Regions from separate parts of the Mus musculus genome. Here region 1 is linked to region 2. The links are chromatin loops, found by intact Hi-C in ENCODE. Cell type or tissue: left cerebral cortex. All regions are shown on one strand. Each heading gives the region's core, and the rest is flanking DNA. Links, peaks and the distances in the headings are about the cores only. Region 1 holds the start of Mrpl49 (mitochondrial ribosomal protein L49). Region 2 overlaps Ehbp1l1 (EH domain binding protein 1-like 1).

Evidence for each region. A loop is a pair of places that touch in the nucleus more often than their neighbours do. Peaks named below come from ENCODE experiments on the same cell type or tissue, not always from the same donor. Only the 100,000 strongest peaks of a DNase experiment are listed, where the experiment ranks them.
Region 1: it touches region 2 in a loop (4-fold over the local background); 1 of 42 quality-filtered maps calls a loop at or near these places.

Annotation. Positions count from the first base shown.
Region 1 is chr19:6,048,201-6,062,578 of GRCm38, reverse strand. Syvn1 (synovial apoptosis inhibitor 1, synoviolin) reads right to left here. Exons shown (of 16, transcript NM_028769.5): 3 at 14,212-14,304; 4 at 13,972-14,124; 5 at 13,836-13,884; 6 at 13,326-13,429; 7 at 12,682-12,808; 8 at 12,488-12,587; 9 at 12,344-12,409; 10 at 12,138-12,254; 11 at 11,894-12,057; 12 at 11,510-11,638; 13 at 11,269-11,424; 14 at 11,000-11,186; 15 at 10,100-10,251; 16 at 8,861-10,031. The coding sequence ends at 9,922. Mrpl49 (mitochondrial ribosomal protein L49) reads left to right here and starts at 4,824. Exons shown (of 4, transcript NM_026246.4): 1 at 4,824-4,920; 2 at 5,500-5,650; 3 at 7,379-7,503; 4 at 7,597-8,949. The coding sequence starts at 4,843. The coding sequence ends at 7,743. It overlaps Mir6988 (microRNA 6988), which reads right to left and starts at 11,245; the gene lies at 11,187-11,245. It overlaps Fau (Finkel-Biskis-Reilly murine sarcoma virus (FBR-MuSV) ubiquitously expressed (fox derived)), which reads right to left and starts at 4,632. Exons shown (of 5, transcript NM_007990.4): 1 at 4,578-4,632; 2 at 4,254-4,336; 3 at 4,007-4,151; 4 at 3,380-3,435; 5 at 3,055-3,230. The coding sequence starts at 4,328. The coding sequence ends at 3,105. It also overlaps Znhit2. In left cerebral cortex, for the core only: no CTCF peak of the experiment used is centred there; no DNase peak of the experiment used is centred there.
Region 2 is chr19:5,708,237-5,723,532 of GRCm38, reverse strand. It overlaps Ehbp1l1 (EH domain binding protein 1-like 1), which reads left to right. Exons shown (of 19, transcript NM_053252.3): 2 at 526-583; 3 at 792-887; 4 at 1,523-1,576; 5 at 1,688-1,866; 6 at 1,949-2,091; 7 at 2,656-2,724; 8 at 2,807-2,969; 9 at 3,126-3,348; 10 at 6,337-6,494; 11 at 6,589-6,637; 12 at 7,039-7,737; 13 at 12,495-12,564; 14 at 12,685-12,740; 15 at 12,836-12,959; 4 more. The coding sequence ends at 15,207. Among named protein-coding and RNA genes, the nearest start is that of Ehbp1l1, 10 kb to the left of the region's middle. In left cerebral cortex, for the core only: CTCF peaks have their summits at 7,363 and 8,132 (motif pointing left); DNase peaks (open chromatin) are centred at 6,952, 7,157, 7,615, 9,581 and 1 more place; H3K4me3 peaks cover 2,092 bases; H3K27ac peaks cover 1,904 bases.

The DNA of each region.
Region 1 (14,378 bases), core at 6,379-14,378, 340 kb before region 2:
CCAGGTGGGTGACAGATCAAAGTTCCAGGGTCATCCTCAACTACACAGTAACTTCAAGAGAAGCCTAGGACAGGGCACTATCTTTACGGAAAAGGCACTGCTGACATTCGGGCAGACCAGACACATCTTTATTAATGACATGGATACCCAGTTCAGCCAGGGAGTTCCTCAATGAGAGTCCTTGGAGTGGGTGGCACTGGGCCTCCCCAAAGCCGTTCTAACTCTCCAGTAAGCGTTGCCATCTCCTCAGCTGTCACAGCATGGGCTCGGTGGGCTCTGGCACAGTCTAGCGCCAGGGGTGTGAGGGCAGCCTCGTTTTCGTTGGTCCAAGCCAGCAGGAACTGGCACTTCTTCCGAGCCCGGTAAAGTCGATCTCGCTCTCCACCAATCACAGCCTGCTTCCGGGCTCGTCCCAGGGTCTGAGCTAGGTGCCCCAGTGCTGTCAGAGTGTAGCCTTTCTGATTGACTGGACCCTCGCCCAGCAGGATTCGGGCAACTTCTTGCATAGCACCCCGCGTACCCAGGGGCCCAGGTGGGTGCTCGCCCGCTTCCAGTACGTGGGCTGCGGCCTGCAGGGCTTCCTCTGTAGAGCCAAAGACTTGCTGGGCTCCCAGGGCCCCAGAAACATCGAGCAGGGTGGCACAGAAGTCAGAGAGTAGCGCGTCGTCGTCCCCTCCATGATACAGGGCGAGAGTATGAGCGTAGGCGAACAGCACGTTGGGCAGCTGGAAGCGCACCAGCGGCGATGCCGGGCTGCGGCTCAGACTGGCCAGTGCTGGGATGCGAGCAGGCAATGCTAGCGGTCTGGCGGCACAGGAGTCTTCAGCAAATGGCTCTGCGGCAGCGGCATCATCCCCAGATTGCAGCGCGGTCCTCGCAGGGGCGGGCTCCGGCTCCGCAAGATCTCTGTTCGCGGCATGATCCAGCTCCTCCAGCAAACGTGGGCCGGTGCCGCGGCCCCACCACCAGGGCCGCCACGGAGGCAGAAGGCGTCCGGCTTCGCCACGGCTCAGCAGCCGCTCGAACGCCGCCTTCTCAGCCGGCGTTAAACGTTCCCAAAGTCCAGAAAGGCCGCCCGGCCGCGCCCCGGGCCCGAGGCCTGCTTCCTCGGGCTCATCCTCGGCCTCGCGTTGTTCGCGCAGCCGGCGTAACGCGCCCGCCAGACGGCTGGGCGAAGCGCTTCGGCCACGGAGCTCTCGCAGCACTTGGTCGCGGTAAAAGTCTTCGGCGCAGGCGCCGTGCGCCCGGTAGCAGCGCAGCGAGCAGTAGGGAGCATTGCAGCGCGGGCAGGTGTAGCGCGCAGGCAGCGCTTCCCCGGCCGGGCAGAAGCCGCAGAGCCCAGCGGGCTCCATGGAAACTGGTGCCGCCTGTCCCGTATCAGCTCCGCCACTTCCGGCGCTTCTTTGGTTATTTCCGCCTTTATGTGTGGGGGTGGTTGGCGGGCGTGGCCTCCTTTCCGCACATTTCCGAAACTTCTCGGTAACTTTCGTGTCTCCAGTACTTCTTTGAGCAAGCGCAGAAGTCGTCCAAACTCTTCCAAAGGAACAGGTTTGCTCGCCGAATTTGGGAAAATCATGTCGCTAATCCCAGTTTGTTCTTTATGGTTGTACCAAATTGTACAAAAATAAACTACCTTTTAAATAACAAAACTAACCACCACCACCACCAAACAACACACCAGGGTCTTAGCAGGGCGTAGTGGCATACGCTTTTAATCCCAGCGTTGGCAAAGGTAGTCTGATTTCTGTGAGTTCCTGTAGTCAGTGCTTTCCAGGATACAGCTACATAGTCATGCTCTATCTTGAAAAAAGAAAAGGCCAACAAAATAATAACAACAGGCCGGACAGTGGTGGCGCACGCCTTTAATCCCAGCACTTGGGAGGCTGAGGCAGGCGGATTTTTGAGTTACGAGGCCAGCCTGGTCTACAGAGTGAGTTCCAGGACAGCCAGGGCTACACAGAGAAACCCTGTCTCGAAAAAATATTATTGATAATAATAACAGACAAAAATAAATGAATAAACCCGACATGTTTAACAAATCTGGAGCTCAAAATACGTAACACGTAAGCATATCAAATTGAGGCCAGCCTGGGCCTATGTGAGACCCTGAATCAAACAAACAAACAAACAAAAAACAACAAAACGATAACGAGGGGCTGGAAAGATGGCTTAGCAGTTAAGAGCACTGACTACTTCCAGAGGTCCTGAGTTCAAATCCCAGTAACCACATGGTGGCTCACAACCATCCATAATGAGATCTGATGCCCTCTTCTGAGGTGTCTGAAGTCAGCTACAGTGTACTTACATATAATAAATAAATCTCTTTTAAAAACCAACAATGTGGGCTGGTGAGATGGCTCAGTGGGTAAGAGCACCCGATTGCTCTTCCAAAGGTCCCGAGTTCAAATCCCAGAAACCACATGGTGGCTCACAACCATCTGTAATGAGATCTGACTCCTTCTGGAGTGTCTGAGGACAGCTACAGTGTACTTACATATAATAAATAAATAAATCTTAAAAAACAAACAAAAAAAAAAAAACAATGTTTTCCCTCAAGTTGTGTTGAAATTTAGTTTGTATTGTTAAGCATTATGAGGTCTATAGAGGGGTAGATGGGTGATCTGCCTTAGTGGATCATCTATAGGGCATGCCTGTAACAAAAACACTAGTGCCGTCATAATGGAAAGTGAACCAACACAAACCCAAAAGCTGTCTGGCAGAGCCCATAGAATCTGTACCTTTCCAATACCACTTGTCACATTTCTGTATTTCGGCTCAGCTATCCTTTCAGTAAACACATCCTCTGTGATCTTCTAAGGATTCCTTGTTTTTTTGTTTTGTTTTTCAAGACAGGGCTTCTCTGTGTAGCCCTGGCTGTCCTGGAACTCACTTTGTAGACCAGGCTGGCCTCCAACTCATAAATCCACCTGCCTCAGCCTCCCAAGTGCTGGGATTAAAGGCGTGCCCCACCACTGCCCCCCCCCTTTTTTTCCTACTTGAGACCAAGGCACTTTGCTAGCCTCTAGTCACAGCCTTACAAATGAAGAAAACATAAGAAGTCTGGACACAGTGGCTTTATTAGCATGGCAGGGTGGCAATAGGACTTAGGAATTGGCATTGGGGCCCTTCTTCTTCCCAAAGGTGGGCACAACATTGACAAAGCGCCGGTTGTACTGCATTCGCCTCTTGGCCCGGCCTGTCTTCTTCTTCTTCTTTTCCTGTTTGGCCACCTGAGGAAAGGAAGGACTGATCAGACCCTGGGTGACCTCTCCCATGCCTGCCCACCAGCTTCTCTCCATAAGAGAACACAGACGGGAAATCCAAAGGCCTTCACTTGGCTGTGATAGAAAGAAACAAAGTCCAAACACCAATCACTCACCTTGGGAGTCTGACCTCTCACTTTTCCAGCCCGAGCCAGGGAACCGTGAACTTTACCTGTGTTAGGGGTGGGGAAAGGGATCAGGTTAAGTAGCAAGGTCACGCCCAGAGCAACTCTTCCTCCCTCAACTCTTGAGCTTTTTAATGACAAGTTGGGCCCAACAAAGAATGAAAGTTGCACAGGCTTAGAGACAGGGTCACAACATAGCTGTCCACGTCTTGTCTTCCACTTCAAGTCACAACCAGTTTGTGCAGTGCTGAGAGCTGACAGATACTAAGGCAAGGACTCTAAAAACCAATCCATACTCTTAGCTAACATTCTACACACAGAGCAAAGACAGGAGGAGCACACTGAGAACCTAATAACAAGACTTTAATTATTATTACTTTCCTTTTGCTTTTTTCCTAGACAGAGCTCCTCTGTGTAGCCCTGGTTGGCCTGGAATTCACAGTGATCCGATTGCGTCACTGCCTCCCTACCACCAGGTTTTAGTGGGGATACTGAAAACCAGACTTAACTATCACTACGATCTAAAGTCCCTAGAAGGCACAAGTATACTATCAGAGAAAGGACCTATCACATGGTTTACCTACAGACATTCCATTAGCTCTGAAAAAAAGCACTCACCTCCCAGCATGCGGCCTGCTACTTCCAGAGTGGTCAGGGCCTCTACGCCACACTGGCCTAGGGTGGCCTCATCCTCCAGCGGCGAGCCTGCCAGAAGCACGACTTGATCTTCGGGGGCAATGCCTTCCAGGGAGGCCACATGATCCTTAAGGAAAAAAAGGAGCAATGTTTATAAGTAGACAAACTTTCCCCGTGGGCCTGGAGGTAAAGGAGTGCAGTTAGGAATCAGGGATCAGTACATACTTACTTTGATCTGGGCGACCGTCTCCTGGCCGGTCACCTCGAGGGTGTGTAGTTCCTGGGCGCGGACAAAGAGCTGCATGTTGGCTACTGAAGGAAGAAAGGCTTGTGAGTGATGATAGGGAGCAGCCCAGGAGAAAGGTCGCGGTACGGTAATCAAGGCGGGGGATTGCGCGGTCTCCCATGCGGAAGGCCAGGCTCGCCGGGGACCCGGATGGAGACGGAGCGAAGGCCGCAGAACCGCCCTTGTACTTTGCCTTCCCCGCACCCTCTGAGCCCGTAGACCGCTGGCTACCGAGCGCTCCTGGCCCAGCAGTCCCCCGTGTCTCACCTAGCCCGCGGACGCCGCTGCTGCTACCGCGAAGATGGAGTCAAGAAAGAGGAAGAAGTGGGGGCGCGCACGTCCTCACCGCCTGCTGCGTGTGACGTCACTGCAGCGCGACCGCGCGGATCGCTGGTGGTTTGTACCGCCCACCGCCGTCCCAGCCCGCCCCTTACGCTGTACGCAGGCGTTCGGTCCTTGTGGCCTGCGCGCGCAGAGGGAGGCGGGGCGAGCCCGGCTGCGCGCGCATATGACACTCAGTTGAGGCGCCAAGATGGCAGCAGCGGTGTTGCGAGCCGCTTTGCAGGACTGGAGGAGCTGCCTCGGTCGGAGCTACGGGCGACGGAAGCTGGTAAGAGCCCGGTGGACAGAAGGCTGTGTGTGAGCCTCACTGTTGCTCATGACCACCCTGAACTTCGTATTCCCTCACGAGGCCTTAGATTTGCTATGTACTCCGCTTCATTTTATGGAGGGTAGATTGAGGGTGGAGAGGGCAGGTGCAGAGCCTGGACTGCGCTTGGAGAGTCTGGGTTTGGGAATGTGGCTGCCGCATCCCAAGAGTTGGGTAAGACCGAGAGCAGCTGTATGTCCCCGCTCGGTGCCTGATCGATCAAGCATGTCATTTCGGAGTTAAAGAGTTTCAAAAACATGTTCAAAGACAAATACTGAAGAGTACTGTATAGGTCAGTCGTATGCTTAATCGGCTTTTCCGGATTATGCACGTTTGCCATTTGAGTCCTGGAGAGGTCTTGGGATTCTGACTGAGAATTTTCTTTCAGGTCACTCCCACCCCCACCCCCGGTATCATGCACACTAAAATATCCAAGTCTGGTGCTTTTCTCAGTTCAAGTTTTTACTCATGCTTTTTTTTTTAAGCTAAAGTTCTCCTGTGTTAATTAAACTAAAGGAAAGATGGTTTGTTTTGCCTTAGAGCCAGACCCAGGGGCCTCCTGATAACCCCGGCTTTGTGGAGTCTGTGGATGAATACCAATTTGTGGAGCGCCTGCTCCCCCCTACCAAAATCCCAGAGCCACCAAAACATAAACATTACCCCACTCCTAGTGGTTGGCAGCCTCCCAGAGGTGAGTTGAACAATAGAGGCTTTGGACTTTCCAGTGGGTTTCGAAGTTCTAAGATGTAGGAGGGTTAGTATTGTCCTGCCCCTGGGGAAGGTACCAACAGCAGCACCCTATGTTCCTGGGGTGAGGTCTTACCTTGTAGTGAAAAAGCAGAGAAGACCCATGTGTGTGGAGTTCTCTTCTTCCAGTCCAACGAACCCTATGTAAATTCAACAAAATGGGTATCATCTCAGTATGTGAAACCTTAATGCAGAGTCCAGTGTGGGGTTTTTGTTTTGTTTTGTTTTGTTTTGTTTTGTTTTGTAAAGTCTCATTGCCAGTACAAGGTTTTAGGACAGTTGGAACTACAGAGAGACCAAGAGGGCTGAAGAGGTTGCTTGCTCATCAATTAAGAGCACTAGCTTCTCTTCCAAGGAACTCAGGTTCAATTCCCAGGACCTACCCACCTGGTAGCTCACAACCATGTGTAACTCCAATTCCAAGTGATCTGACAGCCTCACAGACATGTAGGCAAACCACTAATTCACACACACACACACACACACACACACACACACACAAAACCCAATAAGAATCCCTTTAACTCCCATCTCTTTGTTCCAGATGCTGTCAGCCTCACTGGGTCAATGGGAAAGGAGAGAGTAGTCCCCGAGCTGAGGGGTAGGGGGTGGGGGGTCCCCAAAGATGCAGGTAGATAGATACACACATACTCTAGTAAACTGCTTTTATTTGTTTTCTTAAAATATTTATTTATTATATGTGAGTACACTGTAGCTGTCTTCAGACACACCAGAAGAGGGCGTCAGATCTCATTACAGATGGTTGTGAGCCACCATGTGGTTGCTGGGATTTGAACTCAGGACCTTTGGAAGAGCAGTCGGCACTCTTAACCGCTGAGCCATCTCACCAGCCCCTTATTTATGTTTTTAAGTAAGTGTGTGTAACCCTGGCTAGCCTAGTTTTTAATCTGTGGATCACACTGGCTCCAAACTCAGAAATTCCACTACTGGGATTAAAGGAATGTGCCACCATGCCTGCCTTCATTTGTTTGCTTGTTTGTAGACAGGGTTTTTCTGTGTAGCTCTGGCTGTCTTGGAACTCACTTTGTAGACCAGGCTGGGCTCAGAAGCCTTTCTCAAGAAGCCAGGCTTTAAGCTGCTCATCAAAGTAGCCCTTGATTCGAAGGGTACCTGTCACCTCATTAACCTGGGTGATAGGTGTCTTTCCCAGCAGTGGGCTCAGAAATTCTTCCACATCCTTCTGTAGGGTCTGGGGAAAGATAAACTCCAGTCACCAGTTTCCAATCACAGGACCCCATGCCTCTTCCTCCAGAGTGCTGGGATTAAAGTGTAAGCCAGCATGCCCAGCCTGACTTCTAGGCATGAATAGTCGTGCCCACCTTCTTTTCTGTTGTGCACTTAGATGGTAGCAGGTCTATGTGGGGACCATAGGACCAAGGTAAAAATTCAGCCTTGACTCTATGAACTGAAGAACAGAGATGATCTGCAGTCTAAGGCAGTCTTGTCCATTAGGATTTAATACATTATAGCAGGTGCAGCAGGCCTGTAATCGCAGAACTTGGAGGTGGAAAGAGTTCAAGGTCTTAGCTATATAGAGTTTGAGACCAGCAAACCCTGACAGAGCCCTTTGCAGCTTCGGTGAGGGGAAAGGCCTTGGTTGAGGTGGATGAGGCTATGATAAGCTGGCTTTTTATACTGTATCCCTTTATAGATCCTCTTCCCAGCTTGCCCTACTTTGTTCGTCGCTCTCGGATGCACAATATTCCTGTCTACAAGGAGATCACACACGGCAACCGACAGATGACCTTGATTCGGAAAGTGGAAGGTGACATCTGGGTAAGTGGCTTGGGTGTGTACCCGAATCTTCCAGGGATGAAGGCATGGGGTCCTGTGATTGGAAACTGGTGACTGGAGTTTATCTTTCCCCAGGCCCTACAGAAGGATGTGGAAGAATTTCTGAGCCCACTGCTGGGAAAGACACCTATCACCCAGGTTAATGAGGTGACAGGTACTCTTCGAATCAAGGGCTACTTTGATGAGCAACTTAAAGCCTGGCTTCTTGAGAAAGGCTTCTGAGGCCTGATGGTCAGCCCTGTGGCAGTGCTCGCGACAGACTGGCCTCCAGAGAGGAGGTGGATTTGAGTCTCTGGAATGGGATACAAAAATCAGGGCTTAAGTACTTAGGATGAAAGGGCTTTGAGATAAGGCCTTGCTTTCATAAAGTACAAGTAGACCTGTGTGTCCATGTGTCCACTTGAGAGCTGTCCCAACATGGGAGGCCATAGCAACAATCAAGCTATCAAAAGCAGATATTAACTGCTGTATAGATAATCTCTTGTGCATTGTGTGGAAGCATCCCCTGTCAATCAAAAGCTGATGGCCAGTGAGCTGAGGCAGGACTAGAAGGCGGGACATCTGACAGGGAGATTCACCCTGGACTTGGAGGAAGCAGGATGTAGCAAACTGAGGAGAGGAAACTCACCAGCCATGTGGCAGGCGTAGTCTCGTTTAAATGGGTTAAATGGGTTATGAACTAGTGGGAGCAAGTCTAGTTTACGGCCATAAGCATTGCACATACAAATGCGCCTGTAAGTCATAATTCAGGAACTGGGCTGAGCACCAGTGGAAAAGCCTGAGATTACAAACTGCTGTCCCATTATAAACTTAATACATTTCCTATTGTTTGCTGTTCTGGAAGCGACCACCCAACCCTGTTCTGGAGGCTTCACAGCATAGACCCATCAAGGAATCAATCCTTGACCTAGAGCTCCTGCTATAGGCCGGGCGTGGTGGAAGCTATGGAACAGAAGACAGTACAGCAAAAAGACATGGACGGGAGTGGATGAGACAAGCAATATCTTAGGTTCTGAGTGCTGTACTAGGTAGGGTTGGGGAATCACCCTGTGACCTGTAATCAACTATACAGGGGTGTGAAGACAAAATGCAGACCTTTCACTTCTGGCGCCCACCTCACCAGCCACATGTCCAACCCACCATTAAACTGGCTAAACAATGTTAAACGGTGTTCAGAACCTGCCTACCCTGTGTGACCTCAGACCTAAGGTAGCTAGCGGTAGCAACCTCCCAGTGCTCTCTAGTTGCTGATCTCAGCACCCTCATCCCAGGAACCACAGGCCGGTCCATTCTTAGGTCTGTAGACTAAGAGCCCAGCCCTACCCTAGGTGACACGTTCTACCAATCATTAATGCAAGTTTTTATTGAGCTGTATATACAATTTAAGCTATTAAAATTTATACAATATTTACAAATTAAATAATCATCTGAAACTCTCCAGAAACTCCTGTAACACAAAACCAAAAGAAGGAAGCAGCAGCTAGGCCTTGGCTCCCTAGGCCTGGCCTGGCCCGGCCCGGCCCAGAGCTTGTTCTAAACTGCGAAGTCCAGGTACCTAGCCCCACACCTGCTCCTCCTTCCTGGGGTCAAGCATTCAAATTCAGAAGACAAAATTTAAGCCCAAAGCCAGTAGGTACAGAATAGTTCCAATCCTGACGACATCCCACAGGTTGGAGGTGGCCTGCCTTGGGTTCTGGGGAGCAGTGGTTTAAGGAGCAGCACACACCCTTAGCCAGGCCCACCAGGCAGTGGCTGCTGGGTGATATGGGGAAAGAGCTGGGGAGGGGCAGGGCAGGGTCCCTCGGTGCTGCCCGCCTGTGCCCCACCCCCAGGCACTCCTTTCCCTGAGTTGTGTGGTTGCCAGTAAGACATGGAAATGCCACAGGGCTTCGGGGGGCACAGCCACCATCACAAAGGGGTTCTGGGAAGACTGGGCTAGAGGAAAGAGACTGGTACCAGTCTTGGCAGGAGGGTGGGGCAAGGTCCTGGTCTGTCTTCAGCCCCTCTGGGTTTCCACAGTTGGGAACAGAAGCTAATACTGTTCGGCACTGCAGCATGGTCCCATACTCACAAGCAGGGCTTGGAGGGGCTTCACCTTCTCCCAGAAAGCATGGAAGAGAAGGCTTACCAGAGATTCAGCTTCTACTTTGAAGGCCCCAGTTGAACATGGCAGAAGTGGAGGGAGGTTAGAGCTGACCAGTATCTCCATGGCTGCCAGGGGCACTGGGGATGGATCGACTGGAAGCCCAGACACTTCTCCTTGATCCTCAGAGATCCTGCCAAGTCTTTCTCAACTGGGGCTATTACTCCCTGGTGCAAGCAGAGAGGGAGCTGGCACTTGATGGCAGGACGTGTTCCAGTGAGGGCCACTCAAGAGAACAGGGCCAGGTCTGGGCAGTGTCAGTGGGCAACAGGGGACTCCAGCTTCTGCAGGCGACGCCGGCGGAGTTCTGCAGCATCAGGCTCTCCATCCTCGGGAAGCTCCTCTACAATGCCCACTGACTCAGGAGCTAGAAGGAGAGGTCAGAGGTGAAGCCCAGAGAACCCTTCATCCCACCCCTAGAGGTTCCTCACTTACCAGGAGGCTTTTCTGCTTCAGGAATTGGTGGGGAAGCTCCCGGAGACGGGGTAGGAGCCTCAGAGCTGGGGGCGCTGGTGGAAGGGGCAGCAGATACCACTGTAGAGGCAGTCTCTTCAGTGGGGTTCACTGAAGTAGCTGGCCTGGGGGGCCTGCCAAGAGAAGGGACAAGAGGCCTGACCTTGGCCTTCTGGGCTGCACAGATTCTCCTACGACCCACCCACCACCATGAGCCTTGCAGGACAAGCTCTAAGGCAAGCTATCCTTGAGTCCTTGTGACGAGTAAGTATAAGTGAATAGGCGGATTGGATTATCAGGTAGAGCAATGAAAGGGTCGAGTAATTCGTCCCCGAGGATTCTGAATCACTTGCAGGCAGACAGCTGACACTTTCCTATTAGTCTTCAGTCTCCAGTGATAGGGTAGGCACTGAGCAGGTCAGAAGGCTAAAGCCTTGGACTCCGGCTTCCTACCAGGCCTCTGCACATGTCACGTGACTAGGGATTTGATTTCTATTCTAATATACAAGTCTTCAGGCAAGTGATGAGACTAGCACTTAAGCATGGGTCAAGCTGGCTTCAGGTGACTGTGATCTGCTCCCTCAGCGTGTCAGCCCTGGCAGCCGTGAGGTGATGAGTTGTAGCAGCGAATGTCAAAAATAATTTGAGCTTAGAAAAAAACAAGTAAATTTCACAGCCAGCTCACTAATAAATTGATCCTCCATGGCTGTGCAGATGCACTTCCTGAATGAAGGATGAAAGCAGGTAGAGTGGCCAAGAGCTCCTGTGCACGCCTGTAGACAGGTGGCCTGAATACAGGGTGCATGGGAAACATGTCGCATGGGAAAGATGTCAAAACCACATGGGACCTTTTTGGAGCGCTACTGAATGTGGCATGCGTACCCCAGGGAAGCCAGCACAGTGAGGTACTGGTTGATTTGAAGCATGGCAGCATCCAGTAGTGTGTGTATGTTGCGCAGACTCTGCAGCCGGGCCTCCAGGTGCTGCCGCTCATGGCCCTCTAGTGCTCGCAGCTCCTCTGGGGTTAGGCCAGCAAAGCCCGCAGGGGGCACAGGCATTGGGGGGAAGGCTGGCAGGAGATACAGAGGTCAGGCTGAGCTACCTGGGCCTCAGCTCTCCACCCCAGATATCCCAGAGAGTGGCCAACTTACCAAAAGGTGGAGGCAGAGGCATACCCATCCAAGGAGGAGGGAAAGGGAAGCCGGGGGCAGGACCAGCCTCTGGGCCAGGTACAGACCCAGGTGCTGGGGCAGAAGTACTGGTGCCAGCAGCTGTGGTGGTGGCTGCTCCACTAGGCCGAGAAACGGCTGGCAAATGCAAAATGGAAGTCAGTCTCCTGGTCTCCAGATCCGACTGCCACCCCCCAGCTGCCTTGGCATGCACAAGGCTCACCTGTACTGGTGGGTGGAGGGGCCGCAGCCTCTCCTGAGCTTGGGGGAGGCGGGACAGGTGGAAAGGGACCCATTGGGGGCCACAGTGGGAACATGCCTGGAGGAAAAGGAGGCAGGAGGCCCTGGGGGACTGCAGAGAAACAAACAGTAGTGAGAAGAGGCTGGGCTGACAGTCTCACCCCAGGCAGTGCGCTTGGCTACTAGGAGATCTCCTCCACTCTGGCAGGCCCTGCTTACCACTCATCATTTGTCTATTTCTCATCTTCTCACCCCTTCCTACCCAGAATGAGCTTCTCGGGGATTCCCCAGCACTGTCGGTACCCAGCCGAGGGCAAGTACCTGAGGACAAAGAAGGTCCTCTGTGGGCAAATGAAGGGCCACTTACAATTAGGGGGCTGTGGCAGCAGCGGTTGGGGATGAGGGGCGGGGGGTGGTCCTTGGTCAGCAGGCTCAGGAGGTGGTGGTGACTGGGCTGGCAACGATGCCCGCAGGACATCCATGCGGCATGTCGGGCAGGTCTGCTGTCTCTGGAACCAGGAGCGCAGGCAGCTGGGAGTAAGATCAGGCAGCGGTCAGCAGGTCCCCATGAGCCTGTGCCCACGATGCAGGTCTCCCAGACCTTCTCCCACCTCGTGTGAAAGATGTGGTTGCAAGGCAATCTCTTAGCACCAGTCACCATTTCTTCTCTGCAGATGATGCAGACATTATCCATTGCCTGGAGCTCCTCGGGGGTGGCATCTGGGTACCTGGTTAAGATGGCAGAGTCCATGTCAAGACCAGAACTGGAAGCACGGGGACCTCGGAGTTTGGGAGTAGCCAGAACAAGCCCACTTACAGTGTGTTCATGTTGCGGATGGCTCGGCGAGACATGATGGCATCTGTCACAGCTTTCTTGAACTGCCTGAAGAGACAAGTCAGTGAGTGAAAGAAGACATGGGAGAGACCAGTCTGAGGAAGTAAGGGACAAGGCTGGACTCACCTCATGGCCAGGTACATGGGCCTAATGGCAAAGAGTGGGAATGTGTGCACCTTGATCATGATGGTCATGAAGGCCATGTACAGCAGGACCTTGATGAAGCCTGAGGAGGAAAGGGAGAGCGCAGCTGGCCATAGGGCTGGCAGACACACCGACGGATGCTGCTGTGGACCGGAAGAGGCCTAGGAATCCGTTACCTGTAAACAGCTCCGTGTAGAGCATGTATACAGCCTTGTTGTCCCAGGGGTTCTCGCTCTGGAGGTCCACGGAGTGCAGCACATACTTGATGAAGATGGTAAGCACCATGGTCATCAGAATGGCGTACTGGAGGGAGGGACAGGAGATGGATGTGAGTACCAGCTTCCCCTTGCTCTAGCCAAGCTAGGCTTCAAGACAGAGGTGCAGTGATACCAACACAGGCTGCAGACACAGCTGGGGTCCTCCCAGTCTGGGACGAAAGCAACTGACTCTACCTCCAAAGCATTAACTGTCACCTATGAACACAGCACAGGGCCCAGCATGTGGTAAGCACTCAGCAGATGTGAGCTGGGACACGTCTCCTGGGTGATCTACCCAACAGTTTTCTCTTTTCCATTCATGACATCAGCCTCCAGGAAGGCTTGCTAAGGTACTTGGTCAAGAATCTTCTACACGACACCAGCCTTCCTTTGTGTCCTTCTGCAATAGCCTAGAAGTCTATGAGGGTGGCCAGGACAAGATGGCAGAGGCTCCCTGGTGGCCAGTAAGTGGGTAGAGACATGGCAGGCCCTCAGAAGCACTTGTGGGGTTGCTCACAGCACACGCAGGACCAGCTCAGCTTCTTCCCCCAAGCCAGTTTTACCTCAAAGCCAAATACCAGCTGCACAGAAGCCCCACGGGTCAGGATGCTGTGATAAGCGTGGCTGACGAAGAGGAAGTCCAGGATACCCAGGAGAAACATGAGAGCTGTGGAGACCCCCAAAGGGAGGGAATCGAGGTCAGCAGAGGCCTGACAATCACTTCCTGCTCCACGACAATCCCACCCCATGGCGATTGGCCCCACCATCTACTTAAATGTGTACACCTAAGCCGAATCCTCTGGGAACTACTTTTGCCCAGGCAGGGTGTTGGGGCAACCCAGGCCCAGGGGAGAAGGCAGAGAGCTGAGTGCCCAGGCAGTTAAGAAGCCCTGGAGTGGAACAGAGTAGAGACTATGCAAATTAACTTCTTAAATTATCTTTCCTGTGCAGCTGTGGATGGAGGGGCAGCCAGGGCTCTGGGTAGTGGCTCATAGGTTTTGACTTTTCAGTCTACTCCTCAGTGGCCTCTTTTCCCTCAAGTCACCCCCACCTCTTCAATGAGTCTCACTTACAGACGATGCGGCAGTGGAAGAGCCAGGAGATGTTGGGGCTGCGTTCCATCTGAGGCAGAGAGGGACACCATCAAGATGGTTGGGGTTGCCCCATACCCCAATCCACTGGCATGCCCATCAGCCACTCCCAACTCACAAAGTCCACACGGTCTTCAGCCAACCAATGGAAACATTTGAGGAAGAGGAGCAGCGTAAAGAGCGCCACAAAGCGAGGGCTGAAGTCATCCCGAAAAACGGTGAAGGCCAAACAAGTCTCAGTAACAGCGTACCAGGACCGTTCCAGAAGGTGCTGTGGGGTGAGAAGTGGATGATATGAAAACCAATCATTTGGGTACCCTCCTCTGAACCCTGTCCTTTGGGGCCACCAACATATTACCTCCATCTCTGCTGCCCTCAGCTGCCCGAAGAACACCTTGCCCATCACCTTGCCCAAGAGGAAGACAAGGACAAAGGCCTGGATGTACAGGACCTGGGGGTGAGGAAAGGTCGTGGTTTGAGGTTATTTTCTGCTTTCCCCTGCCTGGGGCTAATCATTCTGACAGG
Region 2 (15,296 bases), core at 2,864-10,863:
CCTGCTTCCATCTCCCTCTTAAGAACTAGTATTAAAGCTCTGCACCAGCCAGCCAGACTGACTCCTTCTTGCCTATACTTTTCATCAGTCTTCCTTGCCTCTGAGCCCTGAGTCATTCTCCTTTGCTTTGCCCTCAGAACAGGGCTGAGCTTCTAGAAGCTCTCCACAAGCATCTCTGAACAAATGAACTTCTTTACCACGGAGACTTTGTCTCCCCAAGTTTCTGTGTGTGCACATGTGTGCATGTGGCTATCCCTGTCTCTCACCGTCTTTTTCATAGGCCCCACTGGGCTTCGATATTCCAATCTCCACTGTCCAGGCCTTTGCCCTTTGGTCCCTGCCCCACCCTACATGAGCAGCTCCACCTACACCCTGTGGCCCTAGATAAGATGCTGCCCATGCCCTCTCCTTGGGAAGAGGACTAGGGAGACCCCCTGGCCCCTAGGGAGCCAGAAAGAAGAGGAAGAGAAGATGGGGAAGCTGGATTGAGCCTAGCTAAGTGGTGCTTCCCTATTCTCCCTCCAGGCAGCCTGACAAGCTGGTGGTGGTATGGACTCGGCGGAACCGAAGGATCTGCTCCAAGGTGAGGAAGACTGCTGGGGGCGAGGTGGGGGGAGGGTTCCAGGTTGGAATGGAGTCAAAGATGGGCCAAGGAGAGATAGATGGAAGCTGATGGGGGAGGGTAACAAGGTTCAAGCCATATTGGTTTCTACAGGGAGAAAGGAAGATAAGGGCTCGGTGGTGATAGGGAAGAGTTAGACTCAGGAGAGGGCTCCTCCTGCCTCTTGCAGGCCCACAGCTGGCAGCCTGGCATCCAGAACCCATACCGTGGCACCGTGGTATGGATGGTTCCTGAGAACGTGGACATCTCGGTGACCTTGTACAGGGTGAGTGCCCGGAGCTCAGACATGGGCAGGCACGGCAGAGTGCAGTGTCGCTGGGTAGCCATGGGGCACCCCTGGAGGGTTTTCACCCACAATGAAAGAACCAAATCGTGGAACCAAAGATTTTGTGAGTTTATTGCAAGTGGCTGAAGTGGTCTGGGAGGGGGCAGTATTTACCCAACCTGTAGTAAGAAAGTCATCTGGGATCAGAAGCCAGTTGAGAGCCCTGGTTGTTCTTCCAAAGGATCTGGGTTCCATTCCTGGCACCCACACGGCAGCTAATAACCATCAGTGACTCCAGTTCCGGGGGGGGGGGGCGGATCAAACACCCTCTTCTGTCCTTTAGGGGCAATGCACAAATGTGGTGCACAGTCACACATGCAGGCAAAACACTCATACGCATAAAATAAAAGATAAATAAGTATTTTAAAAAGAATATATGTATGTGTATGCACACACTCACACACACACACACACACACACACACACACACACACTCTCTCTCTCTCTCTCTCACACACTCCGAGAAGCCAGAGTGCATCCCAGGAGGGAACACCCGCCCCACCCCCAGCCAGTGCAGATTGTTGTTCTGGTGTTGCCCCTGGAAACCCTGTGCTCACCCGTACTCCCCTCTCCAGGACCCTCATGTGGACCAGTATGAAACCAAAGAGTGGACTTTTATTATTGAAAATGTGAGTGACTGGGTAGGGTGGACCTGTGATTGTGATCTCAGGGCCTCAGGATAGCAACTGATGCCCCTTCCTCTGTCTTCTCACTCCCCCCCCCCCCCCCCCCGCCCACAGGAGTCCAAGGGACAGCGGAAGGTACTGGCCACAGTTGATGTGAACCTAGCCCACCATGCAGGGCCTGTGCCTGCTCAGGTTCCACTTCGACTGCGGCTGAAGCCCAAATCTGTGAAGGTGGTGCATGCCGAACTGAGCCTCACCCTTTCTGGGGTGCTGCTGCGAGAAGGCCGTGCCACGTGAGTGCCCACCCGTCTTCCCCGGCACTCCCTGGCTTGTGACCTCTGACCCCAGCCTTCGATCCTCATCTCAAACCCACAGGGATGATGACATGCAGAGTCTGGCCAGCCTCATGAGTGTGAAGCCTAGTGACGTGGGAAACCTGGATGACTTTGCTGAGAGTGATGAGGAGGAAGCTAATGGCCCTGGGGCTCCTGAGGTCCGGACTCGAGGCCCCCAGTCAGGTGGGTTCACGGTCACCTATGGGCTGACCTGCCAGGACCCAAGATGGATGTAGCATTCCCAGGTCCCAAGTGCTGGTTGCTCTGGGGCAGGGCTAGCTCGTGCATGTCCAGTGACAAATGCTCAGTACTACCCAGCAGCTCTCATTGTCCCAGCTTGGTCCTGGTCTTGTGTGTTGTGCATCAGTCTTAAACAGAATCCTGCAGAATGTGTTCACAATGTCATCCTGTGTTCCTGGCCATCTGATCTCTAGGTGGTCCCTACCAGGCCTGAGAAGCTAGGTCACATGACATGTGGGCTCCTACCCCCGCCCAGTCTGCCTCCCTCCCCTCTGCTGTCCCTTCCCGCTCCTCCTTTAGAGCCTTTTGTCCTTGACTTTTGTGGTTCTTTCTCACTCTTTCTCTTTCTGCATCTGTGGGCCTGCCTCTTCTTCAAGGCCGGGGCTGTGCCCCAAGACTGGGACGTTTCCCAGGTAGGCCCTGAACTCTAGTTGGGGTCAGGGTGGGGCCAAACTGTAGAGTCCTGCCCTGACCTGATTACACCCCTCCAATGAATCCCTCCTTCAGATCTGTCTCGAGAGCTGAAGACACTCTGTGAAGAAGAAGATGAAGGCCACATACGGCCCCAGCAGGCAGGTGAGACTTAGCCTGGGACTGGGGTTGGGGACTGGACCTATGTCACAATGCAGTCCTCAGTGTCCCCTCCCTTTTCCCCTAGCTGCCAGACCCTCTAGTGCTGAAGACACCAGCCCTGCCCCAGTGAGTGCCCCTGCACCCCCGGTCAGGGCCTTCCGGGGCCAGGGGTCAGAACCAGCTGCTATAACCGGGGGCCAGGTGGGGCCTGAAACCCCAGAGCCCCCGCCATCCCCACCAGAGACAAGGTAAGGATGATATCAGCTTCATTGCTGTTAGAAGTGGATACACACATCCCAGTCTGCACCCTTCCCTCTACTGCTATAGCATGCTAAAGAAGAAAGGAAGGCTGAGCATGGTCCTAAAAAGAGAGCCCTCAACATTTGTTTCTGCTCTTTCCTCAGGTCCACTGGGCAGCCAGGCCAGACCATGGTCCCCACCCCAGCCCCTCGGCTCCGGAAAGGCTCTGATGCACCCTCGTCCCCAGTCCCCTGCAGTGGGGATGAGGTCCCCAATACCTCAGAGGATCCTCCAACAGGAATGGGCTCTTCTGGGGAGACCCAGGCTCAGATAAGCTCTCAGGAAGGGACAGAGGCCCATGAAGCCAGGCCAGAACCAGACATTGAGGTCAGAGGCTCCAAAGATTCTCTGGGAGGAGAAAGATCCAAAGTTGAAGAGGAGGACACTGGGGACAGGCCGGGGGCTAGTGGGGCAGGGAATAGAGAGAAGAACACTAAGAAGTCGGACACCACAGCCGGCGAGGCTGGAGAGAGCTCAGAACTTCATCAAGTAGATGCTGAGCACAAGTCAAAGGTTCAACACAGAGCCACAGAGGGACCAGAGGCTGCAGGGCCGACGCCCAAGGCAAGGCTTGGGGACACTCCTGAGGCCCCTCCTAGGAGTGCTCAGAGGAGGATGGGGGTTAGGACCCAGGAAGAGGCTCCCAGTGACCTGAACCCACCTCCAGCTGAGCCTGAAGAACATCTAGGGGACCTCAGGGATGCCAGGCCTGCAGGCCAGGAGAAAGGAAGTGCAGAGGTGAGGGGTAAAGTCCCTGCTATTGGGAGGGCAGGCCCGGAGCAGGGCTCCTCTGCTAGAGCAGCAAGTGCTGGGCCCCAGGTGAGCTGCGTTCAGACAGTCCCATCAGATGGCCAGGGGGTGAAATCTAGAGATCAGAGGGCTCAGGAGGCAGAAGTTGGGGAGTCAAGGGTTCTAGAAACAGAGGCTGAGTGGGTGCCATGGGAGGTTATAGGGACATCAAAGACAGATGCTGGGATACCAGAATCCCTGGATACAGAGGCTGGCACAGCAGAGTCTGAAATATTGGAGGCCCAGGAGTCAGAAGCAGCAAGGTCAGAGGGCCTGGAACCCGAGGCTGCTGGGACAGCAGAGTCTGAGGTGCTGAGGACCCAGAATAACGAGATCGTGGTTCTGGGGATGCCGAGGACAGGGCCTGAGATAAGGGAGCCTGAGGAATTTGGGGAAACAGAAGTTGGGGGTTTTACAGTTCCAGATACCAAGACAGTGATAGCAGAAACTGAGATATTAGAAACCCAGGGGGTAGTGGATGGTGAGGCTGCGGTGCTGAAGACACAGGCTGAGATATTGGAAACCCAGAAGACAGAGGCTGGGGAGGCAGAAGCGGGAACACTGGAGTCCCAGAAGGTAGCAGCCGAAGGTTTGGGGGCTCCAGAAGTGGGGGCAGAGATGGCAGAGGCTGAGAAATTGGGGGTGCAGGAGACAGAGGTGGAGATTTGGAGGATTCCAAGAATAGAAACCGAAACAGCAGGAACTGAGACATTGGGGATCCACAAAATAGGGCCCCCACAGATGCAACCTAGACTAGTAGGGGACCAGGAGACCGATGTTTCAGTGATGGAGACAGCAGAAGATGCTATACTGGGGACCCGGGAGATATCAGCAGGTTGTGGAGTACTTTTGATAGAAGCAAAGATACCAGAATCCAAGATTGACAGATCCCTGGAGACAGAGGAAGGAGATTTAGGGGTTCTAGAGGTAGATACTGGGATAGCAGAGGCTAAGATCTTAGGGATACCAGAGAGAGCACCAGGGGTTCAGAAGGCTCTGGGAGCTGGAACTGAGGTAGCCAGGGTCTTGGAAGCAGAGGCTAGCTCTTCAGAAGTCCCAGAGACAGACGCTGAAGAAGCTGAGACACTGCAGGCCAAGGAGCGATCTGAGAGTTCTGTGGCGCTGAGAGTAGTGGCCAACCTACCAGAATCTGAGCTCTTAGGGACCCAGAAGAAGGTGGGAGGCACTGGGATATCACAGAGAGAGGTTAGAGAGGCAGAGACCGAAATCCCAAAGACCCAGGAAATATCATCTGAGGGTTCAGGAGTTCCAGACTTGGAGGCTAAGATGGAAGAGTCTGGGAGGAAAATGGAGATTTGGGAGACCCCAGAGGTAGAGAAAGTGAATTCTGAGTTATTTGGAACCCAGAAAGGCTCAGAGATCCCAGAACTAGAAACTAAGACCATAAAGTCTGAGATTCTGGACACCCAGGAGACAGAAGTAGGGGGCTTGGGGCTTCGTCGAGGAGAGGCTGAGAAAGCAGAAGCTGAGATGTTAGAAACCCAAAAGACGGAAGCAAAGACAGCTCGGGATGAAGAAATAGAACTAGTGGATCCTGGGGTCTCCAGTCCAGAGGCTGAGGCACTGAGGGTCCAGTGGGCAGGGACTGTAGTTTTGGAGTCTGGGGAAGTAAAGGCTGACATTTTGGGGGTCCAGAAGCCTGGATCTTGGGGAGCTCTTAAATATGAGGCCTTAGATGTCCCCGTAACTAAGCAAAGGCTTTCTGGGGCCAAGGAAGTGGTGCCAGAGGTACCCAGAGCACAAGAGCCAGAAACTAAAGTTTTGGGGATAGTAGAGGCCAAATCTTGGACTTTGGGGCAGCAGGAAGCAGAGATGGAGGGGTTTGAGTCTCCAGAGAATAAATCTAATATTTTTGAGGCCCAGGAAGCAGATTCTGGGGTCTTGGGAACCATGAAGGGGAAAGAAGCTGTTGAAAGCCTCGAGGAGGCTGGCCTGAGTAAGGCACAAGTGGCCAGTGAGGCAGGGGCTGGGGTGCCCAGGCCCTCAGGGGCCTCTTCCCTAGAGGAACCTGAAGAGGACAGGAGGCTGCCGGGCAGCCAGGTAGGGTTGGGGGCCACTGTGTGCCAGTCTGCTTCTCCCACTAACCTGGGGCTGATTGAACAGTGGCTCTGCATGGACCCACCCAGTGGACTAAGATGTGGGATTTTTGGGAGGCGGGGGGGGGTGTTTCAGTTTCAAGAAGGTCCATCATCCCTCCACCCCCAGGATGCCCTGGCCCTCGCACCCAGCTGGGCTGCATGGAGCTGCACCCCCTAAGCTGATTTTCTGAGCTGACTTTGAGGTGTGGCTGCGGGTGACCTCTGACTTCTAGGTCACCTTGGCAGATAACCCCACTACCCTAAGCTGGAAACCCTTCTGCCTGGCCCAATGCTCTTGCCAGTGCTCTCTGGTGACCTTGTAAGCTCAGAGCTGGGATGGTACTGTGCCAGGCCTGAGCTTTCCCCCAAAAGGCAGAGGACGTAAGTCATCAGAATACATCTTCTAAGTCAACCCTTGTGTCTCCAGGCACCACCTACCCTGGTCAGCTCCAGCCAGTCCCTGTTGGAGTGGTGCCAAGAGGTCACCAACGGCTACCGTGGTGTCTGCATCACCAACTTCACCACGTCCTGGCGCAATGGCCTGGCCTTCTGTGCTATTTTACATCGATTCTACCCAGACAAGATGTGAGCTGCCAGGGGTGGGGGGATGGGTGGGACGTGAGACTGCTAGGACACCAGCGACGTCCGTCCATTCCTGACCAGCACTCTCTCTCTGCAGCGATTATTTCTCCCTTGATCCCCTCAACATCAAACAGAACAACAAGCAGGTGAGATGAGGAGGGAGCTGTGGCTGGAGATAAGATCTAGTTAGAGATTCAAGCTGCTGGCCTGAGAATTGGGGTCTGAGGTGCAGGGCCCTGGCCTGGCTTTTAGAAACTTTAAAATCTTTTTGGTTATTAAATTGTTTGCCCTAGTTTTGTTTTGGTGTTCTAAATTTTAAAAGCATGTTTTCGCTAGATTTTTAAATCATCCTTTGATAACTGGGTGGGCGATGTGTAGTTGCTAGGTAACAGCGAGGGTGGGCCTTGATGTCAGATTTCCCTCTACTGGAGGGCGAAGGCGTTGCTAAGCAAATCCTGGCTCAAGAGTCTCTGGGACCCCCTGGGCTGGCTTGGGTCTGGAGGGTTGCTGAATTGATGCGGCTTCTGATCAGATGCACCCTTTCTAGGCTTTTGATGGCTTCGCTGCCCTGGGTGTGTCTCGGCTGCTCGAGCCGGCGGACATGGTACTTCTGTCCGTACCTGACAAGCTCATCGTCATGACGTACCTGTGCCAGATCCGTGCCTTCTGCACTGGGCAGGAGCTGCAGCTGGTGCAACTGGAGGGCGGCGGTGGCTCTGGCACTTATCGTGTGGGCAACGCCCAGCCGAGCCTGCCCGACTGTCTGGACGCAGGAGACCTGGCGCAGCGATTACGCGAGCATGGGGCTGAAGTGCCCACAGAACCTAAGGAGGCTGTGAACCGCGGGACTGGGGCAATACCAAAGGTGGCCTCCAGGGACACGGACCTGAGCTGCTCCTCTAAGGATGGGGAGGCAGAGGTTGCCCAGGAAGCAATCCCTCAAGAGGCGCCCACCGACGGCCCTAGAGCCAGGTCGTCCACAACCCCGGTGGTCCCTGCAGAGGGGCTGGTGAACGGAGTGGGGGCGTCAGGTGGTGTGAGTGGTGTGAGACTGAGACGGTCCTCTGTCAATGGGGAGGCTGGGCCAGTACCTCCACCCCGAGCACATGGCTCTTTCTCCCACGTGCGGGACGCCGATTTGCTAAAGAAGAGGCGATCGAGGTTAAGGAATAGCAACTCTTTCTCTGTGGATGACCAGGACTCTGGAGCTGCAGTTGGAGCAGGGCCTGCAGGGCCTGGAGCTGTGGTGAGTACCCCTACCCTGCTGCAGCATAGGATAGTGGGGAGCTTTCAGAAATGGGTCCCGAGCGGCCCCAGTGTCAAAGCAGGGCATGGGCGCAGCTTTAGAAAAGCCACTTTGCTGGATGCTGGGTCCCCTGCTATGGTATCAGGAGACAAAGCCCACAGCCGAGATAGCCTAGACTGTGTTGCCAGGTTTGTATATGTGAGTGGTTTCTAACATTTGGTACCCAGTTTGTAGAAACATGGTCTGTATAGAAAGCTTGCAGATGGCTCCAAGTTTAGTACTGGCCTTTTGGGCCTTTTCTTTCTCTCTGTGTGGCCTTGGGCGTCACCTAGCAACTACAGCTCCCCCCCCCCCCCTAGTTAGGGACAGGGATACCGTCCTCTAGTGGCCTCTGGAGCTCCTTCTAGCCTCCAGATTCTCTGAGTGGAATATTTAACTACTGAGGCTTAATGAGAGTTAGGAGTGGGTCCTCTTGCCTGGGAGTGTTGTTCTCTCTCTCTCTCTCTCTCTCTCTCTCTCTCTCTCTCTCTCTCTCTCTCACACACACACACACACACACACTGCAGTGTGCTAAAGGAGAGAAGGTACTACAGGAATCTCAGGGACTCAGGATGAACTCTGGCTGCAGACTTTTGATCTGAGGGTGACGGTAGAAGGGGCCACTTCACCCTGCAGCTGCCCACCTGTGGTCCCATGTTTGGAGGGCATCAACTGAGAGCAGCTTTGTGGAGGAAACAGCTGGTCCTCAAGTTAGTAAGATAGACAGTTTTCCCTGGTGAAAAACAGGGGACCAAGGAAATAGCCCAGGGGTAGAGTGGTTGCCCAAGAGGTCCTGGTTTCAAACGCCAGTGTCACTATCTAACAACAAAATGCTGGGCTTGGTGGAGGATGTCTGTAATCTCAGCACTTGGAAGGTTGAAGGAGAAAGATCAGGAGTTCAAGCCATTTCAAAACAAAATAAAACAAAACATTCCATGGCCGGGTGTGGGTGTGGGTACGGGCGTGGGCGCAGGCGCAGGCGTGGGTGCGGGTGGGCTTAGCAGTAAAGCGTTTGTGGCACAAGCCCCAGGACCTCAGTTAGGATCCCTAGCACCATGTAAAAATCCTGTACCAATCCGGGCTTCAGGTTCAGTGAGAGATGCTTTCTCAAAAAATAAGGTGGCAGGCTGATGGCTTATCAGGTGACCTGACCTCTATCCCTGGTGTCCACACGGTGGAAGGAAAGAATCACTCACACAAGTTGTCCTCTGACTGTCACCCATGTCTTGGGGCACACAACCTACTTCACCAATACATAAATAAATAAATCTGATAAGAAAGAAAGGAAGCAAACAGAGTGGAGTGTGATGGAGGAAGACAACTGGTACACACACACACACACAAATGCACACACATACACAGATGCAGACAGACACACACACACAGATGCACACACACACACACACACACACACACACACACACACAAATAACATACAAGACAAGAGAGAGAAAAGAAAACGGGAAGGAGTAGTTCTCAAATGAGGAGACCTCACTCAGGCAAAAGGGCAGCCTCAGGACATTCAGGTCTCATTTAGGGACCTGACAGTCATGCTCATGAAGTCCCCAGATAGCAGTGAGGTGGTTGGGAATAGGAGCCCTGAGGGAAGGTCCAGAGACACAGGAACCTGGGAAAGAGAGGTGGAAAGGCATTTCCTTCAAAAGGTGGAGGTGGTACTTGCAGCCCAGCTGGCTAATGTAGGTCAGTGGCCCTTTAAATCACAAGGGGCGGGGTTCACCCTTCTGGGCTGAGTCCCACAGCTGGTTTCTAAGCCAGGCCCTCCTTCTGCCCTTACTTCACTGGAGCTATTTGAGCAGTGGGACCAAGGAGCCTTTCTCATTGGCCGACTTTGCCCTGACAGTTTTAGGAGGTTGTTCAGCCTGACCCCACCCTTGGAAGCTCTCCAAGGCCTGGAGTAGGATGAGATCAGGCACCTGGAGGCTGAGGTGGGGTGGAAGCAGCTGCATGAGAAACATGGGTGCTTTTAGGGCAGCCCCTTGAGGAAAGTATAGAAAGAGGAATCTGGGTCAGACACGAGGAGGAAGTTTTGGAATTCCCATCAGGGCTGTGTGAGTGAGCACAAATGTGGCTGACCTTAGCACACTCAACCCTCTACTTGGCCTACTCTGCCAGGTGGGCCATCTGTGCCATTGCCTGGCTTCCCACAGTATCCCTTACAGGGAGCCATGACTCCTGCTTTTTAAGGGTGGGGATAGTGAAGTTGAGGGAGATAAAGAACCGAGGCAGAGGGTTGCTGTTGCTGCTGCTAACCTGGGTTCTGAGACTGTGGTGTCAACTGTCGCCCTCTGCTAGCCCCCCTCCCCCGAGAGAGGGGGGGTCCTTTTCCCCTGAGGATAAGATCAAAATTGTGAAAACCCTTTGCGAAGTGGTATGAAACCATACTATGTGGTATCAAAATTGTGAGCTAAATGCTGCCCTAGATGCCTGGCTGGAGTCCTGCATCGGGTCTGGGCTCTATCTCCAATTTTACACACAAAGATGCTATCAAGCCCAGTGGGGCAGTGTGTCCAGGCTTGGATCAAGTTGGTTTCTTTGATTGCTTGTTTTTGTTTTTTTGTTTTTTTGGTTTTTGTTTTTTGTTTTTTTCTTTTTCTTTTAACCTGAGACAGGATTTCTTTGTGTGTATCCCTAGTTGTCCCAGAACTCACTCTGTGGACCAGGCTGCCTCAAACTCACAGAGATCTGTGTGTCTCTGCCTCCTGAGTGCTGGGACTAAAGGCATGCGTCACAACTGCTGGGCTGGGAACAAATTTTGCGTTAGACAGCCCTAGGCCATAGATCAATTTCTATGGCAAACTTCATTTCTGGCTTCCTACTTTATTGTCTGCAGAGTGAGACTAACCACTGCCTCTGTGGTCCCTAGAGAGACGGGAGTGCTCGGCAGGGGTTGCCTTTAGTTGATGTACCGCATGTGCTAGACTCCTGGGCTAGCTAAAGGGAAGATGGCGCAGGGTTAAGAGTGAAAATTCCTCTTACAAAGGATCTGAGTTTGGTTCTCAACGCCTATAGCCAGTGGCTCACAGCTGTAGGCCTGTAACCAGCTCCAGAAGGTCTGACAGGTTCTTCTGCCTTCCGACGACACCTGAGCTCGTATGCACATACACGTGACTTAAAAATACAATAACCAGGGCTTGCAGGATGGCCTAGTGGTTAAGAGTGAGTATTGGTCTCCAGAGGACCCAAGTTCAACTGCAAACATACAAAAGAGGGAGTGAGTTCACAATAGTCTGTGACTCTGGTTCCAGGTGACCTCGTGCCTCTGTCTCTAAGGGTAGCCACATCTGTGTGGCATGCACACACAGGGGGATCTCCGTGAGTTCGAGGCCAGCCTGGGCTACAGAGCAGGTTCCTGCCAGCCGGAGCTACATAGTCACATCCTGTCCCAAATACACAGGCCGACTGTAGTTAAAGAGGATGCAATAACCAATAGCACAAGGAGGTGTGTGGGGTCTGAGCAGCCATGAGGCCAGGAAGAGAGGCAGAGGTGGGGAGGGACGTGCGAGGGGCCACCTGTAGGAGGGGTCCAAGCTGGGCCAGGAAGGTCGAGTTGGTTTGGAGCAACTCAAGCTGGAGAGTGGTTTCAGGAAGCTTTTTAGGGAACTGAAAGTCCATTGCTGTGGCCAGAGGGCCTTGTGGTGGTAAAGGAATTGAGGGTGTAGCTCCCGAGGCCTGAGCACTGAGACTGGGCGCTGACACGGGGTATGGAGAGAGCTACAGCAGAAGTAGATGTTTTGGGGAGGCCTCGCAGCTTGAGATGGACGTGAATGATGGTGGCGGGTGGCACCACCGCTATTCCTGTCCAGACAGGATAGCACCTGAGCAGCATGACTTGTCTGATGGGCACACGTTGGGGTGAACAGTTGACTAACTCCTTTAGGTTCTACACCTCTGAGCCAGAGAGTGGCTGAGAGTGTTGTCCAAGGAGCCAGGCTGTTAGAGTTAAAAGTTAGGCCCCAGGGGCCAAGAGCACTGGCTGCTCTTGCCGAGGACCTGAGTTTGGTTCCCAGCACCCACACTGGGTCACACTGTAGTTTATAACTCCAGTTTCCAAGAGATCTTTGGGCCATCTGACACCCCCTTTCTGACCTCTGCAAATATTGGACACCAGTACACCACATACATACATGCTGGTAAAACACTCATACCATAAAATAAATAAATGTAGATTGTTTTTAAAAATAATTGGGCCCTAGTAACAGGGAATAGGGAACAATGGGGGCCAGACTTAAGCCTTTCCATAACAAAATTCCTTAGTTCCTGCAAAGAGCATTGTAGGCTCTAGATATGAAATCCTAGCAGGTAGGAGGGTGCCCCCTTCTGGCCAGAAGGTAGATGCAGACTCAGGGTAGCCTAGCTCCTGATGGGGTAGCTCTGTCGCTGCTCTTTGAAGGGATGGGGAAGAGTGGAAGGAAAGGGTTCCTGCTGTGTCTTTCCCACTGACTTACCCTAAAAGAATTATCAACTCAATGCCCCGCAGGAGCATTTGGAGGCAGAGAGGAGGATGACCCCAGGCCCTCGGGTGGGAGTGAAGGCATGGCTTTTCATTGAGGAAGTCCTTTATCCTGAAGGAGGTGCTTGTGGGACTGGAGAAGCAGCTGGACCAAAGCTCCTCCCTCTGCTGTGTATTAGAGTCCTTAGTTGTCTGCAGTGACTTTGGGAACTAAAAAACCCCAGCTCTCATTAGACTCTTTCCACAGGAAGGTCCAAACCCTGCCTCCAGCCCTGACGCTAACCCACTCCCAGCCCCAGCCCCACAGCAGCCGCCCGGTAAGTAGTTTGGAAGATGGGGGTGGTGACAGAGCTCAGCTCACGATGTTCAGGGATCCTTCTGGGCGCTTTTGGGGACTTCTGCTAACTGGAGGGACCTGTCCTGGTTTTTGTCTGCAGGTGGGCCCCCTCCTACTGAGGAGTCATCACCCAGCCTGGGGGAAGAGACAGGCCTGGTAAGGAGAGTTAGGTGGGCAGAGTTGGTGTGGTACTTTCTGAGCTGGCCTGGGGTGAGCTCACCTGTCCTCTGCCTCCTTCCTTCCCCTTCTAGCAACGGTTCCAGGACACAAGTCAGTACGTGTGCGCAGAGCTGCAAGCCCTGGAGCAGGAACAGGGACAGATAGATGGGAGGGCCGCTGAGGTGGAGAAGCAGCTGAGGAGCCTCATGGAATCAGGTGGGACCCCTGATTTTGGGGCTCGCTCCTCAACAGCCTCCTCCCTAAATCTGCCCAGCTCTGCAGCAGCTCCTGACCTTGAGAGGAGCTGGGAGGAGATACCACTAGAGTCCCTTTGGTGGTCCCAGGAAGCTGGTTGGTGGGATGTAGCTGAGACTTCTGAGATACCACAGGAAAACAAGCGCTCCCCACCCCCACCCCCAGCTGCTCTGCCCTGTCAGGAGGCATCTCTGGTGACTGGTGACTGTCCTGGCCTGATTCAGGTGCCAACAGGCTGCAGGAGGAGGTGCTGATTCAGGAATGGTTCACCCTGGTCAACAAGAAGAATGCGCTCATCCGGAGGCAGGACCAGCTGCAGCTGCTGTGAGTCTGGCTTTAAGCCTCTTGCTGCTAGGCCTCTGCCCGCCTGCCCGCCTGCCCGCCCAGCTGGCTCAGGGCTGCCCAGACAGCAGTGAAGCTGAGCTTACTTTGGTTAGAGTTACCTGGCCACTTCTTTCTCCTTTTTTCAAAGATCTTTTTGGAGAGATTTTGCATAGTCATTTTATTAGTATTTTGTCTTGTCTAACTGTATAAAAACATACATCTCTTTTTTTTTTTTTTTTTTTTTTTTTTTTTGGTTTTTCGAGACAGGGTTTCTCTGTGTAGCCCTGGCTATCCTGGAACTCACTTTGTAGACCAGGCTGGCCTCGAACTCAGAAATTCGCCTGCCTCTGCCTCCCGAGTGCTGGGATTAAAGGCATGCACCACCATGCCCGGCTCATACACCTCTTTTTTTAAAAGATTATTTATTTATTTAATGTATGAGTACACTGTTGCTGTCTTCAGACACACCAGAAGAGGGAGTCAGATCTCATTACAGATGGTTGTGAGTTACCATGTGGTTCCTGGGAATTGAACTCTGGACCTTTGGAAGAGCAGTCAGTGCTGTTAACCGCTGAGCCATCTCTCCAGCCTACACCCCCGCCCCTTTTAAATAATTTATTAATTTTATTTTGTGTACGTGGTGTGAGGGTGACAGATCCTCTGGAACTGGAGTTACAGACAGTTGTGAGCTGCCGTGTGGGTGCTGGGAATCGAATCCCAGTCCTCTGGAAGAGCAGCCAATGCTCTTAGCCACCAAGTCATTTCTCCATCACCAAGGAGAGTTTGTTTGTTTGTACAAGACAGGACTTCTCTGAGTATGTGCCCCTGGCTGTCCTGGAGCTCTCTGTGTAGACCATGCTGGCCTTGAACTTACAGACATCTGTCTGCCTTTGCCTCCTGAGTGCTGGGAATAAGTCACGCACCATCACTGCCTGGCGAAGCATATACGTCTTATGTTGGTACTCTTTAGTGAGAAATCAGGCCCTCCGCTTTGACTCTAGCTTTACAGTTAGGAAAATGAGCTGAGAGTAATCCGAGCCGGTTCAGAAGTGGGGTGGCAAGCCCCTCTCCCCATCCTTGCTCTTACCGACCTGCATGCCAGAGGCAGCTTTGCTTCCTGTTTGCAGTTTGAATCATTTCCTCAGAACAATGTTAGCATACTTCTTTCTTCTAAATAATCCTAAGAGGGGTGTGGATTGGTAGAAACATACGTATCCAAACTGCAATTGAAGGGTAGCTGGAACAACAGGGAACTCTGAATGGGCATCAGCACAGAGCATTGAGGGTCTCCTAGCCCTCTATGGAAACGGATAGGGAGGAAGTGCTCACAGCCCTGGGCGCTTACATCCCACTTCTAACTTAACATACTTCTCTGACAGCATCGAGGAGCAGGACTTGGAGCGGAGGTTTGAACTGCTGAGCCGAGAGTTGCGGGCCATGCTGGCCATTGAAGGTAGGAAGTGGGTCTGGGCCAGCAAAGGCTGGAGGTAGAACAGGGTCAGGGGAGGAACCCTCCTGACTCAGGCTCCTGGTTTCTTAGAGTGGCAGAAAACAGTTGCGCAGCAGCACCGCGAGCAACTCCTGTTGGAGGAGCTGGTGTCTCTGGTGAACCAGAGGGATGAACTGGTCCGGGACCTGGACCAGAAGGAACGGATGTGAGTGGGGGACCTGGGTGGTTCTTGGTTTTGAAGAAGCCCCAGGGCGCACTCCTGGAGTGCTGTGCCTGGAATCTCAGGGCTTGCAAGTAGGGCCAACTTTGAGACTAACTTGAACCCCTATCTTCAGCGCTCTGGAGGAAGATGAGCGCCTAGAACGAGGCCTGGAGCAGAGACGTCGCAAGGTGAGCCGGCAGCTGAGCAGGCGGGAACGCTGTACCCTGAGCTGAGTCTCCTGTCTGGTTTGTCCCTTTCTCTGGTCGTGGACCGTCTTCGCCACTCCCCCAGCCTGCACAGCAGAGGCCAGGTCCCCATGCTC